Regions from separate parts of the Mus musculus genome. Here region 1 is linked to region 2. The links are chromatin contacts, found by POLR2A ChIA-PET in ENCODE. All regions are on one chromosome and are shown on one strand. Each heading gives the region's core, a stretch centred on a gene start or an enhancer-like site at or near the end of the contact. The rest is flanking DNA. Distances are from core to core; before and after follow the strand shown. Region 1 holds the start of Pipox (pipecolic acid oxidase). Region 2 holds the start of Nufip2 (nuclear fragile X mental retardation protein interacting protein 2).

The links. ChIA-PET counts read pairs that join two places held with the same protein, here RNA polymerase II (POLR2A).
Region 1: POLR2A ChIA-PET joins it to region 2 with 10 read pairs in embryonic stem cell. The contact joins the promoter of Pipox here to the promoter of Nufip2 in region 2. POLR2A ChIA-PET finds 5 or more read pairs at or near these places in 2 of 5 experiments (Patski and embryonic stem cell).

The regions. Positions count from the first base shown.
Region 1 is chr11:77,891,320-77,897,959 of GRCm38, forward strand. Pipox (pipecolic acid oxidase) reads right to left here and starts at 2,553. Exons shown (of 8, transcript NM_008952.2): 1 at 2,348-2,553; 2 at 793-941. The coding sequence starts at 2,461. It overlaps Gm29979 (a long non-coding RNA gene), which reads left to right and starts at 5,651. Exons shown (of 4, transcript XR_388869.4): 1 at 5,651-6,226.
Region 2 is chr11:77,680,541-77,688,144 of GRCm38, forward strand. Nufip2 (nuclear fragile X mental retardation protein interacting protein 2) reads left to right here and starts at 5,599. Exons shown (of 4, transcript NM_001024205.2): 1 at 5,599-5,967. The coding sequence starts at 5,688.

The DNA of each region.
Region 1 (6,640 bases), core at 1,303-3,802, 210 kb after region 2:
AAATGCATTTGTAGGGTTGTTGTGGGGATGAGGGTACAGCATAAAAAGGAGGCAGGAGAGACGGCTCAGTGGTTAAGAGTATTTGTTGCTCTTGCAGAAAATCAAGGTTCAATTCCTAGCACCCACATGGCAGCTCACAACTGTCTGTAACTCCAGTTCCAAGGTTGAATACTCTCTTTTGACCTTTCTGGGCACCAGGCACATATGTAGTTGCACATATAAGTATGTAGGCAAAACATCCATACACATACATTATACATACTATTTTTTAAGTTAGGACATGAGTTAGAATATAGATTTTAGCCGGGCGGTGGTGGCTAACGCCTTTAATCCCAGCACTTGGGAGGCAGAGGCAGGCAGATTTCTGAGTTCGAGGCCAGCCTGGTCTACAGAGTGAGTTCCAGGACAGCCGGGGCTACACAGAGAAACCATCTCAAAAAACAAAAAACAAAAAACAAAAAAATTATATAGATTTTGACGCAGGCCCTATAAGATGGCTCTGGAAGGCTTTGCGCAGGCCTGCTCTAGATACCTGTCCATGGTCATCCTCTAAGTTTTCAGAAAACAACCTGTAAGAGCCTTGGTCACAGGATCTAACCAGGCCTGGAACTCAAAGGTACAGAGGCCAGCAGCATCTGTGACAGTGAGCAGAAGGCCTCCACATGACTGGCACCTCCCTCCTGGGCTTGTGTCCCTCCAGTTGCATTTCAAGTTCACACCTTACAGCATCACACATTCAAAGCACCTGGAGGGATGGGTCCCCTGTGTTCCTGGTCTTCCTCCCTCGCCCACCTGTGTAACTGGGTTCCGGCTTCACGCTCCAGCTGGGCCCATGTCTGATAACATTCCTTCATCATCATCGTGTAGAAGTCCTCTGGATAAGCCTTTCTGATTATGCGGCTCTGTCCATGTGAGCTTCCTCGGGAATGGGGAAGAAAGAACTTGACAAGAAAGACAAGAAAGACAATGGAAGTCACTGCCCTTTGGCTCAGCCTTCCCTTTGTTCTTTAGGAGCCATCTTAGGCTTCAAATGGTTCCTTTCTAATCCTGGGGCCTAGACCTCTGGCCTTGCACAAAGGAGGCAAGTAGGTGCCCTGCAGATGAGCTATCTATTGCCCTAGACCTCTTTTTATTTCTTATTTGAGTCACTGTCATGTTATGTAGCCCAGGCAGGCCTTAAGCTTGCAATCCCCCTACATTGGTCTCCTGAGCAACTGGGATTTTCAGGTGCTCATCGCCAGGCCTAGATATTTTCAAATATTTCCATACTTCCAGGTCTCCTTGAGGCCCACTGATTGGCCAGGCATTCTGGTTAGCAATAGTACCTCAGCACTGACTAAATTTTTCCTTTTGTAAATAGCCCTGGCAGCCACCCATCCATTTGTTAATAACCTTCTATTATCCCACTGAATTCACACCCTGCTTAGATGCCTAGAAAAGCAGAGTCAGAAAACCTTCCAGATTATGCAAATCGAGCCCCATGGTTTTCCGGATCAGGAAAAGGATGTCATCTCACTGAGCCTTCAGGTACCCAGGATAAGGGAGCAATCTTAGGATTAGGGGGGTGCGGGGTGAAGCAAAATGGAGGTTTTCCTGCAGGTTGTAACAGAAATCCCTTGGGCTTTGGGAAAACAGAGGAACTGAAGACAATTCCCAGGATGTGGTAACCTGCTCAGAGAGCTGCAAGGCAGAATGGAAAGGAAGAAGCCACAGGGGTAGAAAACTCAACTTGACAGATTGCATAGGCCCCACCCCTGAGGGGCCCTGCAGGGTCCCAGTGCCACCCTCATTTGAAGCAGTCATGTGATCACTTTTCCTTTAAGGAAAGACGACCTGTGTCTTAGTTCCCGGGCATCAAGTGAGGAGGTCGCTGTTACCCAAAGGTGGAAGAATTCAACAGCAGCTCCTGCTAGGTTCTGGAAGGAGCAGCTGAGAAAACGCAGCTTTCTCCAAAGCTGGTACATCAGCCTTTGCCTCTAGGCAAAACTGTCTTTATTTAAGGTTACCCAGAGCAGAATTGATTCTTTTTCTGGTTGTATCAACCATGTGGGCAAAGACAAGACAGGGTTGCAAGAATGAAAAGAAGTGGGACACTTCTTGATCCGGGGCAAGAACTAAGAGACTTAAAAGAGTATACCAAGAAACCTCACGTGGACTTAAGGGTGGGAATTTTCTTTGCATTGTCAAGATCCACGTGAAGTGGCTACGAAGCTACGAAGTGCACAGAATTCCTGATGTCTGACCGTTTGGCTTCACTTATAGCCCAAAAATTCTGGAAAGCCCTCCCTAGGAGAGGAAAGAAGAGGGGACAGTCTTATATAGCAGAAGGGCAGAAGGCACAGTGTACCTGCTCCAGCAGGAGGACGCTCTTGGAGTGTTTGGCCAGGTGGTACGCGGTAAAGCAGCCCTGGATGCCTGCTCCAATCACAATAGCATCCCAGAAATCTGTCTGAGCAGCCATGATGCCACAAAGCCCACTGAAGAGAAGGCAAACAAAGGCACCTCCAGGCTACAGGGGGAGGAGGGAGGCAAAGTCCAGCTAAACTAGAGTTCCCACAATCCCTTGGGGCTCATGTCCTTGTCTTTCTTTCCCTCCCCAAAAAGCCTGGCACAGGGCTCAGCCTCCGCCTCCCCCTGCAGAGCAGAGCTGGGTGGACTGATTTGTGAGGTTTCGCCCAGCTCAGCTGCTAGCCTCACCCTTGCATCCCTCCAGTTTGCTATTCTTGGCTCAATTATTGTCATGCAAATGGCGCCTTCCCATGCCACCTTCCTGTCTCATTATGATCTTTGTCTCAGGACTTTGCCCGGAATTTCAATGCCTCCCAGACCAAGCTGGGCCCCGGGAATGCTGCCTCCCCCTGCTGGCTTCCCTCTCTGCAGCTTGATTTCCTCCAGAGAGCTACCCGGCCAGCCAAGAACTTGGCAGGATGCCCAGGGTATGGCCCTCCTCCCTGGTGGGTGGCGAGGTCAGGGGGTAGATGCAGGGGCCAACTGGGAGGGCAGTTTTGTGATTATGAAATCATTCTCAGTGTGTTTTACTTTCATGTTGAAAAAAGGACAATAAATGATCCTGAAGAGGAAAAAAAAAAATCCAGGAAAGGACAGTGCGAGGAAGAACCTTGTCCTCAGGCACACGGGGAACCAGGCACCAGCCAGCACACACAGGGGCCATGTGCAGAGAAGCCTTCTGTGCCAGGCAGCAGGCTCAATGGGGATTGTTACAGGCACTGGGGACAGAGCCAGGGTTGGCAGGTCCTGATTCTTATACACTTTGGGGGTCCATTTTAAGATAAAAGGGGAAAGGGGCCTGGAGGCTTAGCTCAGCGGTAGACTTTTGTGTTTGGCATGTTCGGGGTCCTGGGTTTAGCACCCAGCACTAAAAATAAAAGAGAAAAAAAAAAAAAAAAGAAAAAATTAGTCATGCAAAACTAGATGGCAGGACTTCGAAGAGACCGCTCAATTAGAGAGCCCCATGGTTGAAGTTTTATTAGCTTCCTGGTAAATCTGCCTCGGAATACATTATCTCATTAAATTCTCAGGATTTTTTTTTTTTTTTGTATGTGTGTGTGTGTATTTTTATCCTCATTTTTTTTGAGCAGATTAGAGATAGCCTCAAGTTCTCTGTCGGTTTTCCCATTACATGCTTGCCCAATAGAATACAGTGACTGCTACCCTCTTTCTGACCCAAGCCTTTGGACATCTTCTTGTGTTGAAGCACTCGTTCTTAGACCCTGAACCAACATGTTAGAAGTCCAGCCACTCTGTGAGAGAGAGAGATGAGAAAAGTCACACATAGGAAGAGAAGCCATTTTGGACCTTGTGTCCAGACAAACTAACCACCCATGACCTGACCCAGTCCATGGCACGTGACCCAACAGCCAAGCTGTGTCAGCATTCCCCAGTTTTATGAAGTAAAATAAAATGCTTGTTTTTAGACACTAACTTTTGAGGTTGGTTGTTTATAATCATAAACACACCACTAAACAGACAAAGATGGCAGGATCTGCCCAAGGACCCATTCTAGGTGTGCCAAGAGGCTAAGATGTGAACCCAGGTCTATCTGCTCCAAAACTTACTTCTTGTTAGTATTTTCTTTCGTTTTTTTTGGATACAGGGTCTCATGTATCGCTTAACTGGCCTCCAACCTGCTTTGCCTCCACAGGTGACCTTGAACTTCTGATTTTTCTGCCCCTACCTCCTGGGAAAATAGACCCGTACCATCATGTTGGTTTAATATGGTGCTGAGGACCAAACCCAGGGCTTTACCAATGAATGTTAGGCTGAAACTCTGTTACCTGAGTCACAAGCCCAGCCCGGGGACACTTCCCTCTCACTACAATGCTATAGTGACAATGAGAGAACTTATAGTCGTGATTCTGATTTTAACATTTTGCTGTGTATCTGGTGGCCATACAGTGGAAGAGAGAAAACAATGATGGGGGGGGGGGGCACAGTGGCTGACTGAATCCCCAGCAACACGTCCACAGACAATCCCCAGACTAGCCTTAGCAACTAGTTGTCTTCTGCCTGGTCTTTCCTTTCCTAGTAAAATAGGAACGCAAAGAAGGACTGCCATTTGACTGGATTTTTTTTCCTTCCTTCTGAGGGAGGAAAAAAAAAATAGAGTCTAAAGGTCACTGCATTCTGTCCCCTCCCTCCTCCCCAACCCCACAGAGGACAGGATAACATCTGCCTCATCGCTGGACAGATCCCTTACAGTAAAATAATAGCAGATATAACCAAGAAAAATATGGTACCCTGAGTGTGTAAGGGCTTGATAGAAATATATAAGATCGGCCCCTGGATTTCTTGTGATAAGATGTCAGCGGAGATGAACAGCTTGCACGCAAGGAAAAGCAGGCAATAAATCCTTGCATGGAAGTGTGCCCAGTCTCACCAGCAGGCGAAGAGAAGGGAATTAAATAACTCGAAGGTACTATTATGTGTCTATTAAATAAACAAAAATAAAAATGATACAACCTTATTATGTTGTCCGAGTTGCAATTCATACAGGGTCCCGTGGAGCGTTCTGGGGCCATGGACAGTAGGATAAAATAGTTCAAATATTCTGACCTAGAAATTCTACTTGGTGAACTATTCCCTCGGGGGAGGAGAAGGCTTTTATATGAAGACATGCATATCTGAGCTCTTATAATATTAAAAAATAATGGAAACGATCCAACATCGGGGAATAGCTAAGCAAATAGCTGACATGTTGATTCCAAATGGCAGGCATGAGTTCCCTGCTTTGTAGAAACGCAGATAGGAAATTGATACAGAGACACAGAACACAAATGACACACTGCTTACAACCGTGACTTCTGTGCATGCTGATCAAAGATCTAGGAAGAAATTGGTGGTGAGGTCATTGAGCTTACTTCTCATTAGTTCCCGTATTCTATGAAAACGGTGCCTCCATTCACAATTTATAAAAGGAGGAGAAATCCCCAGGGGAAACAAATGCTTCACTTCTCCCTGGCTACTGGATCCAGGACCTGGGAAGTTCTTTCTTTGTTTTAATCTCAGTCCTTCCTGCTGCCTGATATTGTTCAGTCCTCCATGGCCGCTGCGGGGAAGCTGCCAAGCCTCTCTGTATTCCCCCCACCCCCCGTTTAATATAATATCCCTTCAGAGATAAAATGACAATCCCATTTCCCCGTCCCTACTTCACAAGCTTGCCCTGGATTCCTGAACTCAAGCATTCTGCTTCTTGTTAAGAATTTCAAAAGGCGGCTCCTCCGAAAGCCGACACTGGCCACGGCCCAACCTTGAAATGAAAAGCAAATCTGCTTCTAAAGGCTTCCCCTTCTATCAGGATTGCCTGTCCTTGTGGATGTCCTGACAGGGGCAGGCAGAGAGAAGCGATCCCCTCAAATTCCATTTTAACACCCATTCCGGATCGGAGGAATATTAAAGGGCAAGCCAACAGCCCTACACCTTGCTGCTTGTATGTGTCAGCAGCCGTGGCTCATGTCCTGGGGCAGAGGCGCCGAAGATGTGAGGGCTGAGCTGCTCATCCGATGGCTTGATTGACACTTTGCAGACAGGGGTGGAAGAAGCGAGCCGGGGAAGCAGCAAGCTGTACAGCTCAGAAATAATGAGAGGACCCGAGTGGAGAGAGAAAGCGGAATAAATAAGAGAGACCTAGGAGTGCAGAGGGAGAGCCTTCTGCTCTGTTTTCTTCCCTGCCTCACTTGGCCAAGGAGCTGAAGCCTAGGGCAAGGAGGTAGGCAAACAGGGGATGAGCCCTACCCTGAAGGCAGATCCTGCCTGCTGCCTGGTGCGGGCTGCTGGCTGCCAGGGTTCCTGAATGCTTAAGAGGATGCTGGTTGTGGGAACGCAAAGACCAGGCTTTGCATACACATCGCTGACCCACTGGTCTGTCTCAGGTTGATTTCCAACTTCATTCCTGATCCCCGTAGGTCAGGTCATCTACCCACCATTTAAAGACATCCTTTAAATGGCAAATGTGGACAGGTTACTCCTCGTTAAAATTTTCTTCATAGCTGCCCTTTCCTATTAGGATAAAAATCTGAACTCCTTAGCTTGGCACGCAAGATAGCTTCCGTTCTGACCTCTGCTGGCGCCCACAGCTCCACTACTGACCCTTTCCCACTGAGTTCTTGGCACCTTAGTAACG
Region 2 (7,604 bases), core at 4,349-6,848:
CTGACATTAGAAGTATTTGTTAGTGGGGGCTGGGAAGATGGCTCAGCCGTTAAGAGTACTGGCTGCTCTTCTAGAGGCCCAGTGCCCACATGTCCTTAACTCCTGTTCCCAGGGAATCTGACACCCTCACACAGACATACATGTAGTCAAAAAAACCAATTTACATAAAATAGAAGTAAATTATTTTTAAAAAGTATTTGTTAGCAACTTTATTTAAACCTACCTCATTAAAACCCATGAATTAGGTTTTCGGATGAAAAATTTTAGAGGGGCTTAGTAATCGGCCCAAACAAGGGAAAAGTGGAACAGAAAAGAATTCCATCTCAGTTCTGATATAAAATTTATCTATGTCTATATCAGGGATGCAGAGTTGCAGGAACTAGCCAGACATAGTAGCACAGGCCTTTAATCCCAGCACTCAGGAGGCAGAGGCCAGCCTGGTCTACAAAGTGAGTTCCAGGACATCCAGGACTATACAGAGAAACCCTGTCTCAAAAAAAACAAACAAACAAACAAAATTGCAATGGTACCCAACATAAAAGCATAAAGGCACATGTAAAATAAGGTGTTTGAGTAGTGATTTTCATTTGATAATTGTAGTCTTGCAACCCTGCTTAATCTCCCAAACTGTACAAAGAGAAACAGCAAAATTCCAAAAAAGCACATAATTGCTGGTAAAGAGAAAATGTTCACTAATTAGCCAAGTGTGATGAGCCCTGCCTGGAATACCTGCACTTAGAGGGTGGAGACAAGGAATAATGCATTCAAGGACAACCTTGGCTACACAGTGGGCTTCAGGCTACTGGGACTGGTCTCCAATAAAAAAATCTAAACATGCTGACTGTGGTGACCTTTAATCCCAGCAGTCAGGAGGCAGAGGCAGGTAAAGTTCTGTGAGTTTCAGGCCATCTGTGGTTACAATAATGAGACCCTATTTCACAATAACAACACCCCCTGGCACACCAAAAAAAAAAAAAAAAAAAAAAAAAAAAAAGCAACAAATAGAAGCTGTTCAATAAGTATTTTTGGTTTTTTAATTTAATTTTTTAAAAAAGATTTATTTATTATTACATCTAAGTACACTGTAGCTGTCTTCAGACACACCAGAAGAGGGCATCAGATCTCATTATGGATGGTTGTGAGCCACCATGTGGTTGCTGGGATTTGAACTCAGGACCTTTGGAAAGGCAGTCAGTGCTCTTAATCTCTGAGCCATCTCTCCAGCCCCAATAAGTATTTTCAAATGTAACAGTTAAACAGATTTTGTTTTTATTTTTCAGCTTCCCTTCGCATTACTTTTTTATATGCAGTCATGCCCTATAGATAAAAATTGTGACTTTGATTTTGTTGTTGTGCAGGTTTTCTATTGTTTCGTTTTAGATTTATTTACTTATTTTATGTATATGAGTACACTGTCACTGTCTTCAGACACATCAGAAGACAGTTTTGGATCCCATTACAGGTGGTTGTGAGCCACCATGTGGTTGCTGGGAATTGAACTCAGTACCTCTGGAAGAGCAGTCAGTGTTCCTAACCAGTGAGCCATCTTTCCAGTCCATTTTTTTTTTTTCTTTAATTTTTTAAGACAGGGTTTCTCTGTGTAGCCCTGGCTGTCCTGGAACTCAGTGTGTAGACCAGGCTGGCCTGTTTTTGTTTTTTTGCTTTCATATTTTTTCCCCATCCTTTGGGACAGGGTCTCACTCTGTAGCCTTGGCTGGCCTGTAACTCATTATGTAACCCAGGCTGTCCTCAACGTTGTACTCATCATCTTGTCTCAGCCTTCATAGTGCTGGGATGAAGACCATAAAAGGCCATGTAGGACCTGAGGTTATACTGCTAAGTCAAATCTCAAAATGTTAGTAACATTTTAATAGGGAAGGATTCAGGTTTAAGATGGCTCTCATTAAGAAAAAAAAAAAATATTCTGGGCCTGGAGAGATGGATCAGTGGTTGAGAGAATGGTTTCTTGTAAAGTGCCAGGGATTCTATTCCTGCATCCACCTAGTAGTTCACAAAAATCTATAACTCCAGTTCTAAAGTATCTGATCATTTCCTATGGTCTCTGAGGCACCAGACACACATGTGGTACCCAGACATGCACACAAAACACCCATAAGACACACATTTTTTAAAAAGATTATTTGTTTGTTTGTTTATTTTATATGAGTACACCACAGCTGTCTTGAGACACACACCAGAAGAGGGCATTGGATCCTATCACAGATGATTGTAAGCCACCATGTGGTTGCTGGGAATTGAACTCAGGACCTCTGGAAGAGCAGTCAGTCCTCTTAACTGCTGAGCCATCTCTCCAACCCCACTATTTTTATAAAAAGAAAAAATATTTATATTATATCTTCAAATATTACATACTGAAAAATATCACCCTACAGTAGTGGCGCATTCCTTTGAAGGCAGAGGCAGGCTGATTTCTGAGCTCAAGGCCAGGCTGGTCTACATAGTGAGTTCCAGGATATCTAGAGCTACACAGAGAAACCCTGTCTCAACAAACAAAAAGCCAAAAACCACTCCTCTACTCCCCAACAAAAAGGAAGGAAGGAAGGAAGGAAGGAAGGAAGGAAGGAAGGAAGGAAGGAAGAAAGAAAGAAAGAAAGAAAGAAAGAAAGAAAGAAAGAAAGAAAGAAAGAAAGGCAGAAAGAAGAGAAAGGAAGAGAGAAAAGGGAAGAAAAAAACAGATACTAGCTACCACGTGGTTGCTGGAAATTGAACTCAGGACCTCTGAAAGAGCAGTCAGTGCTCTCAGCCACTGAGCCATTTCTCCAGCCCTGATGGCTCAGTATTTAAGAGCACTGTCTGCTCTGGTAGATGATCTGAGTTTAGTTCTCAATAAGAGTAGATCACAGCTATCAATAACTCTAGTTCTAGGGTATCCTACTTGTCTGGTCTCTAAGGGCACTGCACACACACACACACACACACACACACACACACACAGAGTCAAAGAACACTTGTTTAATTTAATGAGTCTTATTAGGCAGCCCTGGCTAGCCTTACCTCAGCTACATAGACTAGGCTGGCCACAAACTCATCGACAACTGCCATCTCTACTTTTCCAGTCACACTGTAAAAGCTATAAAATACATACCTATTATCAAATAAATTCATAACAAAAAATGTTGTATATATACCTTCCCAAAGCATACTTACTCACCATGAAATATTTAGTCATAAAAAAAGGAAAGACCTTTTTATTCATGTAACGTAATATGAATACATCTTAAAGACATTATGGTAGCACACACTTGAAATACCAACATGTGGGAGGTAGAAGGATCGAAAGTTCAAGCTCATCCTTGACTGAAAGTGAGTTGGATGTTAGTCTATGCTATAAGAGACTCTGACAAAACAAAACAAAACAAAACAAAAAACCAAAACAATAAATGCTAAGCAAACAGAAATGAATAATTAAAACAGGGCTGAAGAGATGACTCAGTGGCTGAGACTTCTTGTTGCTCTTGCAGAAGACTCAAGTTTAGTTCCCAGCCCCACACAGTGATCCTAACCATTCTTTTTGTTTGTTTGTTTGTCTTTGCTTTTTGAGGCAGGGTTTCTCTGTGTAGCCCTGGCTGTCCTGGAACTCACTCTGTAGACCAGGCTGGCCTCCAACTCAGAAATCAGCCTGCCTCTGCCTCCCGAGTACTGGGATCACAACCATTCTTAATGCCACATGTAAGGGACCTGACAAAGCTCTTCTGACTTTAGCAGGCACCAGGCATACACATGGTGAACATATACACATGGGGATAAAAAAAAAAATCACACATACAAAATACACCTAATTATGTGTACCACGTGTGTGTCTGGTGCCCTTGGACTTCAGAAGGGAAGTTGGGCCCCCAGAACTAGAGCTATGGATGATCATGCTGCTGCTGTGTGAGTGCTCAGCATTGAACTCTGGTCCTTTGCAAGAGCAGAAAACGCTGCTTTTAACAGCTGACCTATTCCTCCAGCCTTAAGGGCTTTATCATTGAAAAGGTATGGGGTTTCAAGAGATATAGGTTCTAGTGCCTGCAATGACAGTATTTGTGAGGGGGACTGAAACAATTTGAAGCTAGCCTGGGCTACATAGTGAATAACAGGCCAGTCAGAGATACAGAGGAAGATCAAAAACAAACAAACAAACAAACAAACAAAGACAAAACAACAAAACAAATACAAAGTAAGATGGTAAACTTTACATTTAAATTTTCCCTTGGGGGGAGGGCAGTGATGGTGGGGCATGCCTTTAATCCCAGCACTTGGAAGGCAGAGGCCAGCCTGGTCTACAGGAGTGAGTTCCAGGACAGCCAGGGCTGTACCAAAAAAAAAAAAAATCCCTTATAATACATAGACAAATGTATATCTAATTTAATGAATTTTAAAGCAATTATTCATGTAATAGCAATAGCACATTGGCTGGGGTATGCTGGTGTGTGTAGGACTTTAATCCCAGCATTCATGAGGCAGAAACAGGGGGAATCTCTTAGTTGGCCAGACACTTCTACTTAGGTAGTTCCAAGCCAATCAGGTTTACATAGTCTGTTTCAAAAACAAACCAGTCCAAAACAAACAAAACTCCTAGCCAAGTCCCCCAAATATATATTTCGAGGGTACCCCGTGTCTGTGCTTATCACAACCTTCTTCCTATCATAACAGGTTAAATTAACAGCATAAATTGCAAATACACCTTTACATTTCAATGTTTTCCTTAAATTTAATACAAAAATGTTTTAAAAACCCAAACCTTAAGAACTTTTAAAGGGTTCCTTTCTCCTTTATTTCACTTTTGAAAGTCTTAGTCTAAAATCTATTTTGGTTCCATAGTTGACCTCACCTGCAGTGTTTGATTAAAAAAACAACAAAAACACCCAAAAAACTTCAGTGTAGATTTTTTTCATTCCTCCCTCTCTCTTGCTTTCAACTACAAAGAAACAATGATTTAAGCCCTTTGTCCCCTTTTAGAAAATTACACAGATACCCTATTGTGGAACCCTATAATCCCTCCGTGGAAAGGAAGAGATTAGCATATGAATACAAAGCAAAATGAATCCAGAATACGAAAACGATCTATCGAGTTGTGAAGCTCTTGTATTCTTAAAAATGTATTTATTTCCTCTTTTTTGAATTGCCCCCTTCGTGGTTTAAGGGTTAAGGAAATTGAGCTTTCCTCTCTGGCTACCCGGAAAAGAATTAAACACACACACACACACACACACACACACACACTCACAACCCAACACATTCTAGGAGGTGCAAAACCAACAGATGGCTCCTAGCGCCAGTAGAATCGTCAGTGGAATCTGCTACACTCGACATCAGCTTGCTCGGTGTGAGGAGTGTAGAAAGTGCTGTTCGCTAACTGCGTGGTGAAGGAGAGAAAGCGATAGAAGAGAGAGCCATAATGCTGACGTTGAAGGCCCGGCCCTGTGAGGTTGCATAGGGTAAGTGGCGTTGGCCAGGCGGCGGTGGCGAAGGGGAAGGGAAGAGGATTTGAGCTAGGGGCGGGGCTTGACGCGCAGCGTGGCTCCTCATTGCTGGAGCACGGCTGCCAATCTCGCAGATCCTCTCGCTTAACCAGTGCGCTGGCGAGACGCGCTCAGATATACCGAGCGAGCGCGGAGAAGCAGTCTCAGATCCTGACGGTGCAGCAGCCCGCAGCCTCAGCCAGGGAGTCCCAGCCGCTTTCAATGGAGGAGAAGCCCGGCCAGCCACAGCCTCAGCACCATCACAGCCACCACCATCCGCACCATCATCCCCAGCAGCAGCAGCAGCAGCAGTCGCACCACCACCACCATTATTATTTCTACAACCACAGCCACAACCACCACCACCACCACCATCACCAGCAGCCTCACCAATACCTGCAGCATGGAGCCGAGGGCAGCCCCAAGGCCCAGCCCAAGCCGCTGAAACATGAGCAGAAACACACCCTCCAGCAGCACCAGGAAACGCCGAAGAAGAAAACAGGTCTGAGAGGGAGGGCGGTGGGGGAAGGGGGACTGGATTGGAGGGGGGGGAAGCGATGGGGGTGGGGCTAGATGGGAAAAGCGCGGACCCGGTCCGGGTGTGCGTCCCGCCGGGCCGGGGATGCCCCCTTCCATTCTTCCCGGGCGCGGGCCGGGCCGCGAGGTGGGGATTGCAGCGCCCTCTCCTTCCCTTTAGCATGGGAGAGGCCCAGCCAGGCCGGCGTGACCTTCCTCGGTCCCCGCCCCGGCCGGCCGGAGGCAGAGCTGTGCCCTCGGCCTTGGAAGTCCAGCCTTCATCTTCTTTTTCCCCTCTAGTGCGGGCCCTGGAGTTGCCTGAATGTGGGGGCCCCTAAGAAGGGGGTGAAACTCAGCCGCCCTAAAAAAATAAAATAAAAAATTCCCCCGAGGTGTATGTAATTCAGGCCTAGTGAATCCATCCTGATGCGGGTGGTGTCGCGAGAGCCGCTTGCAGGCGGCGACGAGCGGGGCTGAGGGCTAAGTTGAGGAAGCGTCCTCGCTCACCCGCCGCCCCGAGCCCACCTGTGGCCTTGGGGTTTGCCGTCTGGGTGTGTGGGGGACCCTATCGTCCCTCGGGTCATTTCCACCCCTAAACGCCCGTCTTGCGCGTCCGGACCCCGTTGTCTGTCCGCGAGGGCTTCTCCGCAGGCCGGCGCCCCTGGCCCGCTCGCCTCGGAGCCGGCGAGGCTGGAATGTTCTCTCCTCCTCGCGGGGCCGCTTCCTGTCCGCCATGTTGGAAGCTGATTCCTGTCACCGACTCCGGCCGGCGGAGGAGCGGAGGGGGAAGGGTGCCGAAGGCCACACGGCACGCCGGCCCGGCTGCCCCGGGACCCTCTGCGGCCCTTTTCCGGGTCCCCCCCGCACTGCGGGCGGCCGCCGCCCGCCGCCCCTCCCCCTCCGCGCCGCGCCGCGCCGGGGTTGTGTAACCCGGTGGCGGCCGCGCGGCCCCGGGCGGGTCCCTGGGGTGAGGGGCGGGGGCGGTTGGGGTGGGGGAGGGAAGCGGCCACGAGGGGAGCGGCCTGCACCGTGGCCCCGCGCGCCCGACGGCCGCGTTTCCCGCTCCCGGGTGCGGCGGGAGGCGCGGGCGGGGAGCGGGCCTTGAAGAGGAGCTTGAAGGGGGAAGGAGGCCCGGGCGGCGGCCGTGGCCGTAGCGTTCCGCTGGCCTGCGAGGGGCGAGGGGGATTCGTTTTGGGGAGAGGCGGTGCCTGAGGCCGGGTGGGGTACCCAGCGGGAACCAAGCTCCCGGGTCACGAGTTTCTCTGCCACAGGAATCTCATCTCCTGCCAGGTTCGCTCACGACTCCGCCTCGGAGGCTTTTTCACTTAGGCCTTTTTTCTTTATAGCAGCGCATTTCCTACCCAAAAAAAAAAAAAAAAAATGGGGGGGGGTTGGGGAACAACCTCTCAAACTTTGTTCCATTCGTTTTCCACCGAACACCTAAACTTCTGAGCTGGGTAGTGACTTTGTGGGAGGGATTAATCCGATGCTCTAATGGGTGGGACAACACGGGCAGTTTTGGCTTTCCTGTTTCTTTAACTATGAACTGGAAGTGACTTGTCCATGTGGTTGTCACCAGCCCTTTACCTTGGACAAGACCTTTTTGGTGGTTAAGAGGCGTTT